Linked DNA regions of Homo sapiens: region 1 is linked to region 2. A link is a contact called in ENCODE Hi-C data. All regions are on one chromosome and are shown on one strand. The core of a region is the stretch at or near the end of the contact, and the rest is flanking DNA. Distances in the headings are between cores, read along the strand shown. Region 1 has its middle 190 kb from the start of CRLF2. Region 2 has its middle 220 kb from the start of CRLF2.

Evidence for each region. Hi-C counts contacts between places; a loop is a spot of excess contacts on that map. Pooled maps may share reads with other maps.
Region 1: a loop to region 2 is called in a map of GM12878, with 7 times the contacts of the local background. The contact joins two enhancer-like sites. A Hi-C loop is called at or near these places in 2 of 168 maps with a recorded cell type or tissue (both GM12878), 21 of 37 single-sample maps with no recorded cell type and 8 of 50 pooled maps.

What each region holds. Positions count from the first base shown.
Region 1 is chrX:1,024,919-1,027,733 of GRCh38, forward strand. No RefSeq gene overlaps it. Among named protein-coding and RNA genes, the nearest start is that of CRLF2, 190 kb to the right of the region's middle. Within about 2 kb of position 1,538, at least 4 of the 41 ENCODE cell types and tissues checked have a DNase peak (open chromatin) inside an H3K27ac peak, as active enhancers do.
Region 2 is chrX:988,839-991,538 of GRCh38, forward strand. No RefSeq gene overlaps it. Among named protein-coding and RNA genes, the nearest start is that of CRLF2, 220 kb to the right of the region's middle. Within about 2 kb of position 1,358, at least 11 of the 41 ENCODE cell types and tissues checked have a DNase peak (open chromatin) inside an H3K27ac peak, as active enhancers do.

The sequences.
Region 1 (2,815 bases), core at 288-2,787, 36 kb after region 2:
CGTATGTTTATTGTGGCACTATTCACAATAGCAAAGACTTGGAACCAACCCAAATGTCCAACAATGATAGACTGGATTGAGAAAATGTGGCACACATATACCGTGGAATACTATGCAGCCATAAAAAATGATGAGTTCATGTCCTTTGTAGGGACATGGATGAAACTGGAAACCATCATTCTCAGCAAACTATTACAAGGAGAAAAAAACAAATAATGCATGTTCTCACTCACAGGTGGGAGTTGAACAATGAGAACACATGGACACAGGAAGGGGAACATCACACACCGGGGACTGTTGTGGGGTGGGGGGAGGGGGGAGGGAGAGCATTAGGAGATATACCTAATGTTAAATGACGAGTTCATGGGTGCAGCAAACCAGCATGGCACATGTATACATATGTAACAAGCCTGCATGTTGTGCACATGTACCCTGAAACTTAAAGTATAATAATAATAAAATTTAAAAAAAAGAGTTTGCAAGGGTGAAAGTTGAAGGGTGTAGAGAAAAACAAAGATTGGGAAGCTGTGTGTCCTGGAGACGTGCTGTGTGTCCTGGAGACGTGCTGTGTGTGCCAGGCTTGGCTGATTTCTTTGAATTAGGTGGAATTCCTCTCTTTTCTTGCCAAACATCTGCTAAAGGATCTTCTCTCTGTATCATGTTTGCTGTCATGCAGCTGTATAGAAAATGCATTTCGCAAGGCTGGGCACGGTGGCTCACACGTGTAATCCCAGCTACTCAGCAGGCTGACTGCAGGAGAATCTGTTGACCCCGGGAGACACATTGCAGTGAGCCGAGATCGTGCCATTGCCTTCCAGCCTGGGCGACAGAGTGATACTCTGTCTCCAAAAATAATAAAAATTGGCTCACGCGTGTAATCCCAGCACTTTGGGAGGCTGAGGGAGGGGGATCACGAGGTCAGGAGATGAAGACCGTCCTGGCTAACATGGTGAAAACCCGTCACTATTAAAAAAATCCAAAAAATTAGCCGGGCGTGGTGGCGGGCGCCTGTAGTCCCAGCTACTCGGGAGGCTGAGGCAGGAGAATGACGTGAACCAGGGAGGCTGAGCTTGCAGTGAGCCGAGATCGCGCCACTGCACTCCGGCCTGGGCGAAACAGCGAGACTCCATCTCAAAAAATAATAATACTAAAATTAAATTAAAATTACATTTTTAAAAAAATTTAAAAAATGCATCCCCTGGCTGGGTGCGGTGGCTCACACCTGTAATACCAGGACTTTGGGAGGCCGAGGCGGGTGGATCACCTGAGATCAGGAGTTTGAGACCAGCCTGGACAACATGGCGAAACCCCGTCTCTACTAAAAATACAAAAATTACCTGGGCACAGTGGTGCACGCCTGTCATCCCAGCTACTCAGGAGGCTGAGACAGGAGAATCACTTGAACCCAGGAGGCGGCGGTTGCAGTGAGCCAAGATCGCACCACTGCCCTCCAGCCCGGGCAACAAGAGTGGGACTCCATCTCAAACACACACACAAAAAATCCCCCTTTTCAACTTTTTTCCTTTGTACTTCACTACTGAATTCTAAAATGGGAACTGGTTTCGTGGTTTCCTTCCTGTGGTGAAAGGCATACAGAAAAAGAAGTCACCGTTTCAGACAACTCCGGCTCAGGAACAAAGATGTTTTATGTGTGTTTTAAAAAACTTTTTACTTTACATAAAATTGGCAAACAATACTTGCATATTTTTAAGGCGCACAACATGACGTTTTGATAGATGTATCATTGTGGAATAATTACATCAGGTTAATTCACGTATCTGTCACTTCAAGTGCTTAATCTTTTTTTAGTGAAAACATGTAAAATCTGTTCTTTTATCAGTTTTGAATTATACATTATCTATTAACTGTTGCCACCATGCTGGGCTACAATGTTTTCTTCTGTCACTAGAATGCATCCTTTCTGTCAAACTGAAACTTTGTATCATTTTACCAACGGTTTCCCCCTTTTTTTTCTTCTTCTTCTTCGTCCTCCTCCACCTCCCCCTCCTCCTCCTCCTCCCTCTCCTCTCCCCTCCCCTCTCCTCCCCTCTCCTCCCCTGTCCTCTCCTCTCTTTTCTTTTCTTTTCTTTTTTTCCTTTCTTTTTAGACAGAGTCTTACTCCGTCACCAGGCTGGGGAGCAGTGGCACAATCTCAGCTCACTGCAACCTCCGCCTCCCGGGTTCAAGCGATTCTCCTGCCTCAGCCTCCCGAGTAGCTGGGATGACAGGCACCTGCCACCACATCCGGCTAATTTTTCTATTTTTAGTAGAGACAGGGTTTCGCCATGTTGGCCAGGCTGGTCTCGAACGCCTGACCTCATGATCCACCTGCCTCGGGTTAGACTTTTTTACATTCCACGTAGAGGTGAGATCACGCGGTATTTGTCCGTCTGAGCCTGGCTTATTTCCCTCAACATCACGTCCCCCGGGTTCATCTTGCTTTTCCAGGCTGAAGACTATTCTGTTGTGTGTGTCGCACATCTTGTGGCTTGTGTCATAGAAAACGTTTTCCCCACAAACCCATACCCTGTCCGGGACGCCCCACGCCCTCTCACTGTGCCTAAGTCCCACGGGAAGGCTGTTATGGCCTACTGTTGTTTTGCGGAATTTGCCTTTTCTTTCTTTCTTTCTTTCTTTCTCTCCTGTCTTTTTCTTGCTTCCTTTTCTTTCTCTTTCTTTCTCCCTCTCTTCTTTCTTCTTTTTTCTTTCTCCCTCTCTTATTTCTTCTTTCTCTTTTCTTTCTCTTTCTTTCTCTTTTCTTTTTCTTTCTTCTTTCTCTTTCTTTTCTATTTCTCTCTGTCTCCTTTCTTTGTCT
Region 2 (2,700 bases), core at 108-2,607:
TCATATAAGGGTGGGCTTGCAATATACTTCCAGGCCAAAGTTTGAGCTCAAAACTTGCATTTTCAGACATTACTTTGAAGCGTTTGAATAACAACAAATGCTTGGCAGCTGCAATACCATTATTTACTCTACCTTTATTTCATTATTAATGTGCTGTTCTCAGTATATTAACATGAAGCGTTGGCTGCGGTCAGAGATGGAGATTTTATTATTTATATGTAACAAATGTATTCATTAATAATTGAATTACACAGACAGCACACAAATAAATATAGCAAATTATTAATTTATAACACACTGGGGGGGATTTATAAAATTCCAGTAAATACAGTCTTTAATCAACTATAGACTTTTTTAAAAAAACACTTTATATTAGGATTCACATCTTGTTTATCTTCCTTTGTTGTATATTTCTGTATTTGCGTATTAGCAGATATAAGCTACATTTAAAGATAGTATACATATATCTCTTTTTCTTTTGTAGAGATAAAGTCTCACTATGTTGCCCAGGCTGGTCTCAAATTCCTGGTCTCAAGTGATCCTCCTGCCTTGGCCTCTCAAAGTGCTGGGATTATAGGCATGAGCCACCATACCAGGCTAGTATACATATTTTGTTAAAATAATACAGATAATATAATATAGTATAATACAATATGTAGGAGATATAGCTCAGAAAACAGGTTTACTGAAATGGTAGACAAAGATAGTGAGTAAATTAATGAATTCACTGTGGCTAAATCCACTAAGTAGGACTCAGCTTGTATATCTAGGTATCATCAACCATTTGATTGATTTGAAATGCCCAGTTTCCAAGTCTAACCATTGTTGAGGATGTATAAATTATACTGAACTTGAAGTTGACAGAGTGCAAATTATTTTGCATGCATTTTACAGCAAGGACCGAGCCTCAATTTTTTTTTTTTTTTTTTTGGCATCGTGAGAATTGAAATAAAGACATTTATATAGGAGTTAAGAAGAAATCACTTAGGCAGATGGTAAGGCTATGGAAGTCCTTAGTAAGGCTTTTCTCTTTAATGAAAACCAGCCCCAAATCATTTTCTAACAAAGAGCAGTCTGTAAAATTGAGCTGCATCGAGCTGCAGACATAGACAAGCCAGCTGGGAGCTTGCACGGGTGAATGCCGGCAAAACGTAGGGACTAGACACGTTCAAGATGGCGGCTCCATCTTCCCGGCAGGAACTACGGACTAGACACCTTCAAGATGGCGTCTTCATCTTCCCGGCAGGAACTAGGGACTAGACACGTTCAAGATGGCGGCTCCATCTTCCCGGCAGGAACTACGGACTAGACACCTTCAAGATGGCGGCTCCATCTTCCCGGCAGGAACTAGAGACTAGACACGTTCAAGATGGCGGCTCCATCTTCCCTCCTCTTTGTCAACCGCATGTACAGTAAGAAAAGCAGACAAGATGGCGCCGATCAACTGGAAATCCCATTTGCTTAAGATTAGGGTGGGGCGACCAGCCTTCCCCACGCACTCTATGGATGTCATGCCGGATGGAACCAATCTTTGAGCCCTACGTAAATGAAACACCGCCTTCACCAGCCTGCCTATAAAGTCTGCAGAGGTCAGGTGCCTCCCACCTTTTTGGCTCTCTTTCTCTCTCTCTCTCTCTCCTTCCCTCCCTCCCCTTCCCTCCCCTTCCCTCCCTCTCCCTCACTCTCCCCCACTCCCTCTCCCCCTCCCCCTTTCTCTCTCTCTCTCTCTCTCTCTCTCTCTCTCTCACAAGGAGCTGCTCTCCTCCTTTCTTCTGTTGAGACGTGTGTGTGTCTGTCTTTCTGTCTCTTTCTCTCTCTCTCTCTCGCAAGGAGCTGCTCTCCTCCTTTCTTCTGTTGAGACGTGTGTGTGTCTGTCTTTCTGTCTCTGTCCCTCTGTCTCTTTCTCTCTCTCTCTCTCTCTCTCTCTCTCTCTCTCGCAAGGAGCTGCTCTCCTCCTTTCTTCTGTTGAGACGTGTGTGTGTCTGTCTTTCTGTCTCTGTCCCTCTGTCTCTTTCTCTCTCTCTCTCTCTCTCTCTCTCGCAAGGAGCTGCTCTCCTCCTTTCTTCTGTTAGGACCTGCGTGTGTGTCTGTGTTTCTGTCTGTCTCTGTCCCTCTGTCTCTCTCTCTCTCTGTCTCTGTGTCTCTCAGTCTGTCTCTCTCTCCCTCTCTCTCTGTCCATCTCTCTCTCTCTGTCTCTCTCTCTGTCCCTCTGTCTCTGTCTCTCTGTCTCTCACAACGAGCTGCTCTCCTCTCTCCTTTCTTCTGTTTGGACGAGTGTGTGTGCCTGTGTCTGTCTGTCTGTCTGTCTCACTGTCTCTCTCTGTCCCTCTGTCTCTCTCTATATCTGTCTGTCTGTCTCTTCCTCTCTGTCTGTCTCTCTCTCTGTCTCTGTCTCTGTCTCTCTCTCAAGGAGCTGCTCTCCTCTCTTTTTTTCTCTTCAGACTTGTCTGTGTGTGTGTGTCTGTCTGTCTGTCTCTCTGTCTCTCTCTGTCCCTCTGTCTCTCTCTGTCCCTCTGTCTCTGTCTCTTTCTCTATCGCAAGGAGCTGCTCTCCTCTCTTCTGTTTGGACCTCTCTGCTTGTGTGTGTCTGTGTGTGTGTGTGTGTCTGCCTCTCTCTCTCTCTCTCTCTCGCAAGGAGCTGCTGTCCTCTCTCCTTTCTTCTGTTCAGACCTCTGTGTGTGTGTGTCTCTCTCTCTCTCT